2 separate regions of the Mus musculus genome follow, and region 2 is linked to region 1. Evidence: chromatin loops called from intact Hi-C (ENCODE). Cell type or tissue: left cerebral cortex. All regions are shown on one strand.

Region 1 (8,000 bases):
AAGTAAAATAAACCTTTTTAAAAACACTGCAGTTCATGACATGTGGTAGTTTTGACTCCGAGTGAGGTGTTTTGGGAAGCCCAGATGTTCTTGAGGTGACAGCAATGGGCAGTTCACAGCGTGCATACTGTGTGCATGTGCACTGAATGCGTATTGTGCGTTTAGAACCAAGGCTGCAGTGAACTCAAGGACACAGCATGGGCGAGCACTGCCAGAGACACCTCAGGCTCAGCATGTATTTGAATCCAGTTTTGCTCGCTGAACATTTGAGAATCTGTCACCAAATTTCCGCAGCCCCTACATTTAGTTATTAGACCCTCAACAATGATGTGAACCACAGCTTCAAGAACTGGACAGAGGAGTGGGGAGCCAAGGCCATGTTTGTGGGGGTTCTTCTGAAGCCTCGGGTAGAAGGAAGTGCTCCCAGGCCCATGAAGCAGAAGGAAGTGCTCCCAGGCCTGTGGGGCAGTATGAGCCTACATTTGGATATGAGCTTATTATGAATTATCTGTGTGACCAGAGACACAATACCTAATCCTGGTGCTTGTAACTTCCCATTGAATCAAGGTATGTATTGGAAAGTTTACCAGGTTATTTTAAGAATATCACAGTGCTTGGTATATGGAACATACTAAAAATGACAAGCACAGTCACTTGCTAATAGAGAGCAATGAGGATTCTGTAGCCTTCAGAGAGAGAGCCTCTCCCTTTTTGCCCAACCAGCTAGCACTGGTAGGTTGTTTCTTAATAGCAAACATGAAGTCATGATATGGTTCTGAAGGCGCTGAGGACTTCCAGCCCCTCAACTAGCTGGGACTAGTTCTAGTGATGTCAAGCCTCACCAGAAAGCAGGCTTACCTCTCTGACCCACTGCCTGACCTGTGCGTCCCCATGTATGTGTCAAGAGTGTTAGGCATGCTCAACAGGCAAACAGACTCAGAAACAGGAGGATGTAGTGGGTTGGCCTAATGCTGCTTGTATTCTAATGCTAATTGCCCCCCCCAAGCTGTTTGCCCCAAAGATGAGAGAGTCTGCACTGAGGGACCCTGCCCTCAGTTAATTCTGATTGGTAAATAAAGATGCCAGCAGCTCCAATAGCTGGGGAGGAGATGCATAGGTGGGGTTTAGGTTTCCCTAGGCTAGAGACCACAAGGAGGAGAAGCAGAAAGGAGTCGCTAGGGAAGAGAGGAACGTGCAGGAGGGAGGAGAGCCATAGTGTGGTAGCTGAGCCATACAAACGTGGCCATGCCAGCTGGCCAAGGCCAACTGGACTTAAGAGCAGCCCAGGCGGAACACAGAACTTAGTTAAGTAGTAAATCGGAGTTATTGGTGGGAAAGAGGATTCTAAGGACGCGGAGGGTAGACAGTTGTCCAGCTATTGCGGTGCCTAAGGCATATCAAAGGAAGAAACAATGGCCACAGCTTTAAGTGTTTTACGTAACCATTGTTTTAAAGAGATATTAATCTCCATAGAAGGGAGTAATAAATAAAAATTGCTTTAATCGTTTGAAGGATAGAAATGAGAAATAATGATAATTGCTTTACATGTTTTTAAGTGTACATGCATGAATAAATAAATCCAGGCCTTTTATCTCAAATGTATGAAACAAAGATATGGACATAGATAAAGAGACACTCAATCTCAATAAATAATCGTTGTTTTAAATTGTTTTAATTGTTTTGAGTTGTTTTAATTATCAAAATTAAGGTGGTTGTAAGCTCTGTGGTATTAATGGTGTTACCGATTCTCTGGAAGAGGAGTCAAAGCAAGCCAGGCCTAACCAAAAACGAGGCTGCTAAGTTAAACCAACCTAAATTTTTGATTATATCGGGTTGCTAGATCAAGGACATGCTATTTTGAGAGCAAGGCTCTACTTTTTGTGTCAACAGGAAAGATGAAAAGGTTTTGGATCCCTTCCAAAGTAATATGAATTAGACATGATAAGGGAAGACCCCATGGAGATCTTGGCTACAGACGGGAAGGAAAAAAAAATCAAGAAGACCAAACAGGATAGATAACATGATTTCTGATTGCTCTACATGGGAGCAGCCCTGAAACTGACTGAGACATAAAAATGTCTCTAGCCAAAACTTCAGTTATACATAACCTATAAATCTTGTTGGTTACAAATTCCTCACAATTCCTCATGTCATCCTTTCAAATGGCACGAATGAAGATTTACTACAATTTGGTTATTGATCAAAGTAACTCATAAAACAGGCAGTTGTCTGTCACCTGCTCAAACAGGAGCAAAATCCATCTTTAACTGATCTCTGCACCTTGCACATTCCATATAAATATCTTTATTGAACTAAATATTGGTTGTAAGGTTCATGTGTTACAGAATGAAACACCAAAAGTGCAGCTCTGACAGGCCTCACCCTTAGGGACGCTGAGGTGACCTGCTGCTGTTCCAGCCCCTACCTTACCCTGCCTCAGAGACTTGCTCACAGAACAGCTTCAGGAATGGCTGCTAATCCCAATGACCTCAGTTCATCCAGCCTTTGGGATGGTTCCAGTCAGGACTTCAGTTAAGCCCTGAAACAGCAGGAGGAAGCTGAGAAACTCCCCCCTAGGCTGCTCCTTTAATGGGTTTTCTTCCTTTTACCACTGAAGAACCAGCGTTTCCAGGGTTAACATAGACCTTGGACAGGCATATATCCCCAGCTTCTCCACAGGTCAACATAATGTTCTGATGATGTTTTCAAGGTTAGCTGCTCAGATTTTTATAAGAAAGGAAGCCATGTTTTATCCATCTGTACTGCCTTCCAATTATTTATCACTATAGGATTTGTAACAATAGGAACTTAATTGACTTCTTTTTTCATGGCATGCCATTTTTTAAGATTTGCCACCCCCCCACACACACACATATTATCTCATCTAATATTCCAAAACCCTATGTGCTCTCTCGTTCTCTCTCATCAGCTGAGGAGACTGGAATAGATGTATAACTGAGTCTAAATTTGCCAAGTATGTGCTAAACAGGCACTGAGTGATATAAAGGGGAAACAGGTGATAGTTTTTCCTCTTCTGGAAACTTAAAGACTTGCATGGATGCTTGAAATATAAAGCAGTTAAGAAGCCACGTGGGCTAGGCGTGGTGGCGCTCGCCTTTAATCCCAGCACTCGGGAGGCAGAGGCAGGCAGATTTCTGAGTTCAAGGCCAGCCTCGTCTACAAAGTGAGTTCCAGGACAGCCAGGGCTATACAGAGAAACCCTGTCTCAAAAAACCAAAAAGAAGAAGAAGAAGAAGAAGAAGAAGAAGAAGAAGAAGAGGAGGAGGAGGAGGAGGAGGAGGAGGAGGAGGAGGAGGAGGAGGAGGAGGAGGAGGAGGAGGAGGAGGAAGAGGAGGAGGAGGAGGAGGAGGAGGAGAAGGAGGAGGAAGCAGCAGCCACCACATGGTATAGCATGAAGCTAAATATTAAAAGACTCAGGGTGGTCTGAACCAGCTAAAGAGTAACTTGTAAGATAAAATGGGTTTGTAGACTTGTGGTCAGAATGCTGTGTGGTGAACCAGCATATGTGAGCTTGGCGAGCAGAGAACTGGGCAGCATCCACATCGCAGAACACAGTGGTGGACTGTGAGGTCCCTTGAGCAGGCTAAGGGGCTGAGATTCTGATCTATGCAAATGGCAACACAGCCAGCCAGGGGACAACACATATGAGGGTGGGACATTTTAAGGGAAGAGATGATAGAACTTCTTGATTGGCTGCAAGTGATGAGGGAGAAAATGGGACAGAAGGAATTCATCCCTTAATTAGTGATGAATGGGGGTGGGCCCAGCCCACTGTGGGCAGTGTCATCCCTTAGGCTGGTGGTTCTGGGTTCTATAAGAAAGCAAACTGAGCAAGCCATGGAGAGCAAGCCAGTAAGCAGCACTCTTTCATGGCTCCTGCCTCACGGTTCCTGTCCTGTTTGAATTCCTGTCCTGATTTACTTCAATAATGAACTCTGATGTGGAAGTGTAAACGACATAAACCCTTTCTTCCCCCAAGTTGCTTTGGTTATGGTGTTTCATTACTGCAACAGAAACCCTACCTAAGACATACTAGAAAAACAGAAAATTCACATAATTAGCTCAGTGTTGGAAGAACGTTATTTCAGGCAACCTGAATCCATGTCCCCGGGCTGTGTCACCGTATTTGGTTGGAGAACAAGCTCTCCCTTGTTCCCTTTGATGTAGAGATAAGAGATGTGTTTTTTGCATTAACACAGAAGATATACAAGAGGTATACTTGGCTAGGTTCTAACAAGACAGGCACAGCCAAGCAGTTAGGATAACATGATCTTGTGCCTGGGAAGGGAAGAATTCAGTTCAAGTTAGTTGACCTGTGTGTCTGCTCTGAGACCCTGTGAGCTACTAGGTCAACGGTGGCAGAAAACGTGGTGTTAGCCTCAGGGAGCTAAAGGCTGGTGATACACACATCCACTAGAAGTGATTACAAAACCTGACACACAGTGCTTAGCACATGTGTGGGGCACAGAGAAGATGATAGTCGCTGACTCTCGGGGCAGGTAGCTGAGAGGCACAGCCGTGGTGGAAAGATGGAAGCCATGACTCAAAGTTTGGAGGAAAAGGCCTGATATGTCAGGGCTTAAGGTTATGGAAGGCTGGAGAGATGGCTCAGGGGTTAAGAGCACTTGTTGCAAAGGACTTGGGCTTGGTTTCTAGCACCCACATGGTGGCTCATAACCATCTGTGACTCCAGTTCAAAAGATCCAGTGCCCTCTTCTGGCCTCCACAGGTACTGCATGCACATGACAGTTGTCACTGCCATATGCATAAGCTATACTAAATAAATCTTACCCTCACCTCCGCCAAAGGATTTGTCTTTTAAGAAAAGAAGGTGATCTCTGGTCAGTCAAGGGAGGACTGAGGAAGGGAACTCAAGGTCTTCAGAGCACTGATCTATCAAAGGGAACCCGAGATTTACAATAGGGAAAAACAGGAGTGAGGGATGGTTATGCTTGGCCTACTTAGAGAAGAGAAAATCAGACCTCCTGGGGTACAGTCCTTGGAGCCTTTTGCTCAGTGAGACTGGCTCAGATCTGCGCTCAGGAATTCTGCCCTTTCAAACTCGGCTTCTTCGGTCTGACTAAAATAGCTCGCTTGTTGGGTCTCTGCCAGCTATCACAAGCTTCTTTGACCCATCTTCCAGACAGCTGTTGGGTGCTTTGCTCGTAGGCACATCTGATGTCACTGGCCGGCCTAAGATTCCACAGTAGCCTCCCGCCGTCTGCTGGGATGCCCCTGCTTTTCAGCATTGCCCACCCCACCCATGTGGCACTGCCAGAGGCAGATGTTTAGGGATAAAGCTAGGCTGGAATCCCTTGCTTCCACGGGGAGGGTCTTATTCACGTTATAAACCCTAGCTTCTTCCCTACCTTCCTTTTGTCATTCCCCTCCCACCCACCCTCCTTCCCCACCTTCCCCACTTCCCATCCCCACCCCCTCTCCACACCATCTTTCTCTCTCCAGTCAGGACTTCTCTGAACACATAGTTTAGAAGGTTCCCACCAAAATGTCTGTTCTTCAGCACCTGCTTCGGGGCAAGGCTACCCTCCCCTTCCTATGCGCCCTCCCCATCCCTCTCCAAATTTGGCTGTTTTGACGCTATCCTGCCCCTGCCAATTTCCCCTATATCTTTCCACATGTCTGTTCCTCTGCCCTGGGACCTGCCTTTTCCAGGTATTTCCAACAGACAAGCAGTGCCTCAGAAACCTTGTCAGACTAACCCAGAACAGGACGTCACGGCTGCCCCTCAGAACTGAAGCCCTATCGCTGTAAATGGTTGTTAGCACGTGCCGCTGTAACAACGCGTTTAAAATATGTTTCCTTAGAGATGATGACATGTTGATATTAGGATAAACTACGTGAAACTGCCAATGTTTGACCATCTTCCGTATATAAAAAGAGTAATTTCATGTGGTCTATCTTGTAGATTTTAACCGGGTCAATCTGACCTCCAGGTCAGTACGGTTTCCTACAGAGAGCAGCAGCAGGATTGGAGTAGCTGAGGGGAACAAAAGGCAAGAAAGAGCCTGGGGAGAGGGAAGGCCAGGCCCACACAGCTTCACAGTAAGGCAAGCTGGCTAGAGCTGGAAAGGATGCGCTCAGAGCGGCCAGCCTATGCCCCCACCCCCATTTCCTCCCACCCCCACCCCGCATGGCTCACTGCTCTTTGTATGAAGAGAAGGTCGTGGTTATTTAATTTCTTTAGCTTTTCCTGTAGACTTCATTTTAGCATTTATAAACAAAATCATCCACACATTTTTTTTTTCTCTTTCAATTAAAAGTAATCCAAGGGAAGGGACTTAATTTGTTTTTGTTTTTCTTATTTGGTCTTTGAGGTGGAGTTTCCTTTGCCCTGAATGAAATGTCACTTGCTGTGTAGACCAGAGGCTGATCGGCCTGGAACTTGTTGCCTCTGCCTCTCAAGTGCTGATATTTCAGGTGTACACTGCTATGCCTCAGAATTTTCTTAGAGATAGGTGGGAAGAAAGAGGCAGGGTGGGCAGAGCTGATCTCATGAATAGAGATTGCTCTTCATTTATTTTACAAGATCCTATTTTGGGTAACAGCAGCTTTCATGTGAAACTCCTTGCCCAATGATTTGAAAAGGAGGAAATTGTTTTTATGTTTTGGAATAGTGCTTAATTGCCAGGAACATGAATTTAAAAACAACAAAAAAAAAAAAAAAAAAAAAAAAACCAACAATGGAGGCATTGCTATTGAAGCCTAAAAAGAAAGCTTGTAGCTCCATTACTGCAGTCCAAGGCAAAGGCAAAATTAATACAATTTACAAAAAAAGTTATTATCAAAGGGGAAATGCCCCCCCCGCCCCCGTCAGATTTGTAGATCTAATTTAGCTAAAAATCAGTTTGGTATAAATGCTCCCAATTCACAAGGGCCACAGCAGACATCCTCCATCAACTCTGCAAAGCCACGCTGCACATTGACTGGGGATTGATTGACTTTTAATTGATCACTTAGAGCAGCGGCTCTCAACTCTCCTCACGCTGCACCCCTTTAATGCATCCCTCATGCTCTGCTGGCCCCAACTATCACATTTCTGTTGCTGCCGTATAACTGTAGCGTGGCTGCCATTGTGACTCATAGTGTAAATATCTGTGCTCGCTGATGGTCTTAGGCGACCCCTGTGAAAGGGTCAGAGGTTATGACCCTTTCACGGGTCTAGAGCATGAGAGGAGAGAGCACAAATCTAAGGTGGGGATCTACAGTTATAGCTCAGAATATCTCTAGGGAAACAGAGCCATCTCAAAGCAGCTGTTTTAGCCACCGCATTGTGTGACACAAAGGAGAATGGTGAAAGGCTGGTGACCTCCACCCAATCCCACGCACAGGACTTCCATTGTCCCTGGTCATTTCTAAACTTTCTTTTGGCCATCCTGCTGACCATCCAGGCTGCCCACCGTCCATTGTCTCTTCAGACACACACATCCAGAGAACATTCCGCCAATAGCTCCACCTATAACACCATCCCTGCTGTCTCCCACTTGGTCTCAAAAGTGTCTTCCTGTCACTGGGAGCCCCCAAACATACTTGAGTGTAGTAATAACCAAGGCTGAGCGAGATGGATGCTGCCTTCACATGGAACTGAGGCTGAAGAACCACAGAGCTCATCCTATGAGGAAGTGTATTCTCTGTCTCTAACCATCAACCTTGTCCTATCTATTCCTTTGTCTGCTTCCATTAAAGATGTATAACCCTAACCAAAATCTAATCTAGGATAGGAGACAAGATCTAAACACTCTGACGACCATAAGTAGTGAGTTCAGGGAGCTGGTGGACAACTCTCTCCATGGATGGCTAGATCCTGAACCTCAGTCATACATGCAATGTCTTGGAACGTGCACTCCCACTGAAACCAAACAAAGAGGCTTGGTGTGCAGTGAACGGAGTCCTAAATTGGGCCTTGGAGTACAGGGGCTCTCGTGTCTTATCTGCTATTGAGTAGCCAAGCAGCCCTGGAC
Region 2 (8,000 bases), 160 kb before region 1:
TAAATTCAGGAAGGAGGAGGGGCAATTTTGTAGAACTTTTGTTTAGTTAGTGAGAGAGAGAGAGAGAGAGAGAGTGAGTGCTTTCTTGTGGGCTTCACCCCACATGTCCAGGCAGCAATTCTGTGCAAGCGAGGAAGAAGAGCACCTGTCCCAGGTGGACAAACTGCTCAGCGTACCTCATGAAGCAAGCAGTGCACTGGACAGACATCCATCTGTCTCCACACTGCCATAACCGTAGCCTACACTGAGGGGGTGCGGGCTGACCTCAGAGACATTCCCCTTTGTGACATGCCTTTTGTGATCCGTGCAGCCTGCTTAGGCAGAACAACCGAAGGAAGAGCTATGAGAAAACATCAAGGAGGTCCTAACCGTCTCAGACCGAGGAGGGAATCCCACACCACCACCCCCTTTGTTTCTTGGAGACGGACAGACAGTCGCATTTCCTACTGGCTTCTGTGCTGAGGTTCCCACCAGTCCAGCATCAGCCAGCATAAGGGTTAAACGCTTTAGAATTCTCATTCACTGAAGGCTGGTTCTTGTTGCCTAGTGACTGCTGCGCGGCTCCCTGCTGTCATTCACCTTGTCTCCAGAGTTATCCTCTCCTCTCATAAAGGAGGTTATGATTGGACAAAGGTGACATCATAGCAGAAGAAATGCATTGCTTTGTCAAGACAACCCCAATCAGATGACCCACGAGCTGGTGGCAGCACGTTCAGATTCCTTTGTTTTAGTGTCTTTCACACTGAGCTAACACACGCTTGGGCATTCTCCTCTCAAATGGACATTTCTCGGAGTGTTAGTGTTGTAGGTGTTGCTGATGGATTTTTGCCCATAAAAATATTCCTTAAGATCATGTGGATTCTCTTTACACCCATTTAATCAATGCTAGTAGCCCAGCCAACACGGTCCCTGCCAAGGCCTTGGCCAGCACTCGGGGAGCTGCAGATCACAGGCAGCAAATGACTGCCTGCAGCTCATTATCGCAGCCCTGGGGCGCAGCGCAGAGTCCTGTGAGAGGCAGCTCTCCTCGGTGCTTATGTGAGAAGTGTCTAAAGTGCTTCCGAAGCATCCACCTCAAGGCTGGCTTCAGAATACAGCTCAGGGCACACACAGGAGGCATCTAAGGAGGAACGCCAGGGAAAAATAGTGATTAAAGTGAAAGACCTACCTACTTCTAAAACCAAGCAGTTGGACACATCTCACACTGTTTAGATAAGAAACACAGCTCTTTGATTACTTCTGCATATGACATCTCGAATGTTGGTGCTGCTCTGAGAACCGAGCCTTACACTCCTTATTTTATTCTGCAACTCACACCAGGTACACCAAACACACGCGTATTTCAGCTACTGAAGACACTGTGCGATTGCAGGGTTTCTTGCAGCCTCATTGTGCTTGGCTGCTGAATTAAGTCCTAAGTTAAACGCTCTCTCTTCTTGGTAAATATTTAGTATACAGCATTGTCACTGCTGGTATAATTGGATAATTGCTTCCAATTAATGCTCTATTTCAGAAGCGACAACTCCATAGGAAGCTTAGTTGAGCTGTAACAAAGGCAGACCCCCATGGGAAACTGAAGAGAACAAATTCCGTTTTGTAAGCAACTAGAGAGACAGAGACAGAGACACGGGGCGGAGGGGTGGGGGTGGGTATGATATATTCTCTACAGTCCCGATTATAACATCCACGAATAATGAAGTGCATGTTGTCGGTTGAAACCCGAGAGGACGACACTCCGCTCTACCCAAAGCTGGCTGTAAGTAGCTGAACATCACTATTTCTTGCTTGAATAACCAGCTTGTTCTTAATGAGAATTAAAGCTAGTCCTGAGGACATTCATCTAAAACCAGGGAAAGAGCATTTACACAGAAGCCAGGACACAGGAATATACTTAGAATTATCAAGCATTTTTAGGAAAAAAATTCATAAAATTTCCTTTAAAAATCAGATCGCAGGTAGCTGTGCTGCATTCCTTTTATCTCAGTGCTCTGAAGGCAGAGGCAGGAGGATCTCTGTGAGTTAGAGGCCAGCCTGGTCTACAGAGTGGGTTCCAAGACAGCGAGGACTACACAGAAACATTAGGTCTTGAAAAACCAAACCAGACCAAACCAAAAAACGATCAAACAATAGAACGACCCAAACAACCCTCCCTAACCCTCAAAAAGTCATTCAGATTGGGAGATGGAGAGAGGTCTTGGCAGTTAACACCACCTACTGCTGTCTGAGGTCCCTGGTTTACTTGCCAGCTCCTAGCTCACAAAACACCAGGTAACTCATTCCAAGGGTCCAAAGCCCTCTCCTGCCCTGCAGTGAGCAGCCATATGCACATCTGTGTAGAGAAGAATACACATACAGAAATAACAAGTCTTAGAAAAAATGAAGACAGGGACTGGAAAGATGGCGCAGAGGTTAAGAACACCTGCTCTCTCCCAGAAGACGAGGCTTCAGTTCCCAGGACCAGAGAGAGGAAGTGGCTCACAACCATCCTTACCTCCCATGCTAAGGCATCTATCTGACCCTCTTTGGATCCCCACGCACCAGGAATGCTTGTGGTATACTGTGGGAAAACTGATAACATACGCTTAAGTCCACTATGACTGGATAGCCTTTGAGCTTGGTGAAATATGGGAGACTCCCTTCCGGTCAGCAGGGCTTCTCCTTCTCTGACCTTGTCCAGGGAATTCTAAGCCCCTACACTAGCCTCTACCTGAGGAATGTCACGTTGCCTCAATTAGTTTATGAGATCAATTTCCTTTCTCCTGACAAAACCTGTTCATCGAGCCCCTGAGATTCCCTCAATTGCTTCCCCATGCTGAAGAGGTATTCCAGGTACCCTAAGCCCCCAGCCAACAAGTGACCTTTGTCCATCCTGGATGTCCCTACCCTCAGTCCCCCAAAACCTTATGAGCCTTCAATCACCCTAAGTAAAGTTGATCTGCCTCCTGACAAGCAGTCGCAGTGTGGTCATTCTGACAAGGGGTCCCAAGTATGGCCATTTCCCATACGTACTCGCAGGGTTTCCAAACCTATCCCTATCCCTACCTACCTCACTGTTTCTGCTCCCCTTGCCTTTGAGGACTGAATTGGTAGACCATCCACCAGCGTGAGGAGGCCCACAGTGTACATTCATACAAACACTCATACACTTAACATAAAATCAACCTTTAAAAAAGAGCGTAGAAGGGCTGGAGAGATGGCTCAGCAGCTGAGTGTGTACTTCCACAGGATGTGAGTTCTAGTCTTCATGGCCACATGGCAAGTTTGTAACTCCAATGGTTTGAAGCCCTCTTCTGGCTTCCTTGGGCAATGCATGCATGTGGTGCATAGATGTACATGCATGCAAAACATCCATACATACAAAATATTTTTTTAAAAAATGCTAAAAATAGGGAACAGAGCAGAATTCCAGACAGCTTTCTTCTTTCTGTACATTTTGTTCTTTCACCCTCCTGTGACCCTCAGACAGACCCTGGCCCTAGACAACTGCCTTTCTGGTTTCTGTTTCAACGTGGCCCGACTTCACATTGTCCCGTGTCCTACCTTTTAAGGACGAATGTTCTGCTGTGCATCTCCCCTTTTCCCTTTACTCACCTTCTGATGGACGACGTGCTGTCATCTAGACGTGGTTCTGTTGAGTAGTGTCACCGTCAATGTTGCCAGGGTTTTAGGGCAGAAGCCCTGGTTTTGCAAGTCTCAACAGATGACCCTTACCTACATCAGACATTAAAGGCACAATGTGGTCAGATTAGGAAAAAACAGGGAAATGGGTTTAGTGACACCCTCCCAAGTCTGTCTTCAAGCTGCTGACGTTGAGATCTTACAGAACGAGAAGTGAAGGGAGCTGGAGCAGGTACTCCGCGGGAGTGTGTGATTTTGCTCAGCGAGTGATCGATCACTCATCTTGGTCTACTTCTGCAAGGGGAATCTGTCAAAGTCGGTATTACTGTCATCACTGAGAACAAGCTGGTTCCTATGGGATAGAAAGTCTTGCTCTGCGGAAAAGCATCGCTGTGATTCCTGTCATCTTGTTAGGCTTGCCAGGAAGCTGAAGAGCAACTCAGCTCTTTCATAAAGGAAAGCGGGCAGTAATAGAAGACTCAGAGTGGCCAAACGGCGTTGATCAGGCTAGCGAAGGGTGCCTTCCATCCTTCCACACTCTTGAGTATGTGCCACAGGGCTCGAACTGGATCACATAATAACCTTATTTTTATTTTCTTGAGTCATGTTCACATTGCTTTTCAAAGTAACCATTTGTAATTATTCAAGACCTCTAGTTCTCCTACATCCTCATACAAATGCCAACAATCTCACTCTCACTCACGTGTACACACACACACACACACACACACACACACACACAAAGTAACAAAACTTCAGCCTAGAGGAACGGCGATAGCCCGTAAGCCAAGCTTTGACGTGGCTGCTGCAGGAAGATTTGGAGTTCGTCAGTCGCTAGGGCTACATAGTGGGACCCTGACACAAAAAACAAATAAATAAGCTAGGGGTTCACCATCTGCTCATCTGGCAAAAGCACTTGCCACAAACTGAGATCCATCCCCCAAAGCCACGGTGAAATGAGAAAACCAACTCCCCAAAGCTGTCCTAATTTTTACACTCACCGGCGTGTGAATGCATGCACACACACAAACTACTTAAAGGTCAAAATATATAACACTTAAAAACTCACAAATAACAAAGCACAAAGTGTTATAAAACGACATTTATTCTGCAACTTTATCATAATGAATTGCATCTCTTTGGTAAAAATAAACTTTATAAACATTTTAATAGTCAGAGATTAGATACAAAAACTAAATGTTTGTAAGTTGCTTCTGCTATAAGCAAGGCTGGCAACTGAGAAGTGGTTCACTTGTGGCTGGTCATCTATTGGCAGTTAAACTCAGAAGATTTTATGCTACATCAGAAAAAAAACAATTTAATAACAAATTTCTTCAATCAAAAGGTATTCTTATACTTTAGTTTAAAAATAAATAATAGGTACAATGAATTGGCAATTTTACATTTTATACACTATATGATGGCAACATAATACTTTAAAATTAAGCACTCTGTTTAATAAAAAAGTACAACAATTTTGAAAACAAGTTTGACAATGGCACTGGCAGTTAGATGCAAAGAATATTCTTGAAAAATGGCAGGGATAACATTAAAATATTCTATTTTGCCTTTCAATAAATATTTGACTACATCATTAACATACTGGAGTAAACTTTAATTAAAACTTAAACATTTCAAAATTAAAAAAAAATACCTACGACATACATGTAAACCTGAAAGCCTCAAAAGTCGCTTTATATAGTTTTCAAAAGGCATTAAGCTGCTGTCCATCTGGGACAACAGCCTAAGCTACTGAAAAGGCCTCCAGTCTACAAGACACAAGCATTCCCTCAACGCCTGCTCCAGCTTTGAACTACGCTAATGCTAACATGTATCTAACTGACCATCTAGTATGAACCCTTTACATAATGCCTCAGAAAGCACTGAGAACATATGCTCAACTTTACAATGTACAAAGGAATCCCAGTCAAGAGAAGTAGAGCTGGCTATGAGAGCAGAAAAGGCTCCAAGGAAAGGGGGTGACACACCCCTTGCTTTTCTACTGATCTAGGCAATGTTTCGTTCTAAATTTGAAAGCAAAAAAAAAAAAAAAAAAAAATCAACTATTTTAGTAATATATTGCACAAATTTCAAAGTCATACTCAAGAAACACTGATTCTCTTGGCAAAGTGGAAAATGAAGCTAACAGTGCTAAGTAGGACACAACTTCTTTTAGGCATCCCTTAGAAATGGAATTCGTTCCAACCAAATTCTTGTTTCGGTGTAAGGCAGAGTATACCTTAGCCAACACCAGCTTTAAATCACTGAGACCTGGGCTGTCCCTGGATTTCTAAGCCGTGTTTACTTCATACACAAAGCTTGTTATCTATTGGGAATTTCTAGCCCATACAATTCGTCGCCTGGATGGTTCCAAGCCAGGCTTCAATCTGAGCACACCAAACAGGAGCATAATCTGTCTCTAAGAACATCACAAGGGACCAGATCTCAAAGGCTCTCTCTCCCCTTGAAGGAGGATGCTTAGACACAGCAGCAAATGAAAAGTGAGAAATCGAATCCTTGTAAGAGAGCCAAGTGCAAGGTGTTAGAGAACACTGCTTATTAGTCTTGAGTGCACGGGCATGCATCATCCTTGCTAATGGCTGTTGCTTTAAGTAAGAGGCCATTTGAAGGAGGAGGGAAAGGAATTTAAGTTACTGCCTAAACACGAATTCTGGAGAGGTCTTTCTCTTGGAGCTGAGAACAACTCTTTCCTCCTACTTCAGACCATTTTCCTCCATTTGCAGAACAACATGCCCGCTGCACAGGGCCTTGAGAGACATACTGCTGGTGAAGCACGGAATGTGGTGACCCTGTGACAGGTCCACCCAGAAGGGCGTGGTGACCTGCTTCACAATTCCCTGCTATCCACTGAACTCTACCATCTCTTTAAGACTTGTACCACGATAAGACCACACTTCACACTTCTGCTTGGTGTTTTATTCACTGCAGTAAAAACTAACTTCATTTAACTGTTTTCTAGAAAGATGACATTTATGAATTAGAAAAATTCCAAATTCTTCATCCTGCATTATCAATAAAAGAAAAATGTCTATATTTTAGTAGCACCAATTCCATTAAGTCGGCTATCCAGATTTAATTACAACTAACATGGAAACGGGAGTATATCAATACTGTTATAGCTTAAGTGGTGTCAATTAAGAAACAGGGCTTCTGTTTTTCTTCTCATTTGACAGTATTGCCCAGAAAGAAATTAGAAGTAAAAATAAAAACATTTGTCTCTTTAAAAAAGTCCATAGTCATAAAAACATTTGAAAGCAGGAAACTAACCTGAGCCTATGTATGTTGCATATAGCAAGTGTATATATATCCATATAAATGAGAAAAATTCAAAGGTTGCTGTCTAGAATACAGGACGTATCATGAAATAAGACTAAACTTTCCCAAAGTTTCTCTCACCACTGTAAAAAAATATATATGTGAGTTATAGTATTAGTATCCCTGCTCTAAATACTATAATCAAACTGTAAGTGATATGAAAACTGACTTATATAAGCAGTTCCATTCAAATACTTAAAATATCTTAGCCAATGCACTTTTGAAATAGTAGTATAAAAAAATCTTTTAGCGTGGATTAATGGCACATACAGGTATTACATTGCCTTCTCAAAGAGTTTTGTGTAAGATCCAATTTTTACATATATTTTGAAATCCCTGAAGATATTTATCTCTGTATTTTCCTTAATGGGAACATTTAATAATGTTTTAAATCTAATTCATTACACATTTAATTTCAATTATACAAAGTTTGGAGAGTCTTGCCCTCGATGACTTTCCTTTACTTATGATGTCATAACACATCTTCATTACAGTACGCTGAGAAAACAAATGCAAGGATCTCTTTCGGTACAAGTGTGTCACGATGACTGTCATTCCATGACACGCTCTGGCTGTATCCTCTCATCAGACAATTCTTACTTAACTAAGACAGCTAGCAGCTAAAACTTAAACACTTGCAGAGTATTCTGGGAAAAGGTAAAGGCCCCAGTGAAGCTATGCATTAACTGCGAGGTAAAAACATTTCAAAGATAACTATTGCAGGAGGAATTAGTCTTAAGATGGCCACATCCCCAAATGGCCTTTCCTAATCCTTAGAGCAGTTATATTCTCTACAAACCAGAGAACCTTCTAGGCATCTAGGATCTTTCCAATTCAAAAGGCTATGCTCATGCTGTAACAAAGAGTAACCTGAAAACAAAGACAAAAGATCCCCATTCCACCCTTCTGCAGTGTGTCAGGAGAGAAGCATGTGAGAAAGATGCCAGTAACTAGTTAATAGCAGAATGGGAAGAAAAATGAAAAGTCCGAGTTACCAATTTTTTACCGATTAAAAAAAGGGACTTTTTTTCCTGTAAGTTTAAGAC

What was found. A loop is a pair of places that touch in the nucleus more often than their neighbours do. Peaks named below come from ENCODE experiments on the same cell type or tissue, not always from the same donor. Only the 100,000 strongest peaks of a DNase experiment are listed, where the experiment ranks them.
Region 2: a loop joins it to region 1, with 1.9 times the contacts of the local background. A loop is called at or near these places in 2 of 42 quality-filtered maps.

The regions. Positions count from the first base shown.
Region 1 is chr17:88,327,068-88,335,067 of GRCm38, reverse strand. All of the region lies in intron 3 of Gm31615 (a long non-coding RNA gene), which reads left to right. Among named protein-coding and RNA genes, the nearest start is that of 1700116H05Rik, 23 kb to the right of the region's middle. In left cerebral cortex, a CTCF peak has its summit at 4,744 (motif pointing left); a DNase peak (open chromatin) is centred at 5,116; H3K27ac peaks cover 985 bases.
Region 2 is chr17:88,487,236-88,495,235 of GRCm38, reverse strand. It overlaps Foxn2 (forkhead box N2), which reads right to left. Exons shown (of 6, transcript NM_180974.5): 6 at 4,703-8,000. Among named protein-coding and RNA genes, the nearest start is that of Ppp1r21, 39 kb to the left of the region's middle. In left cerebral cortex, a CTCF peak has its summit at 3,306 (motif pointing left); DNase peaks (open chromatin) are centred at 618 and 911; H3K4me3 peaks cover 1,009 bases; H3K27ac peaks cover 1,235 bases.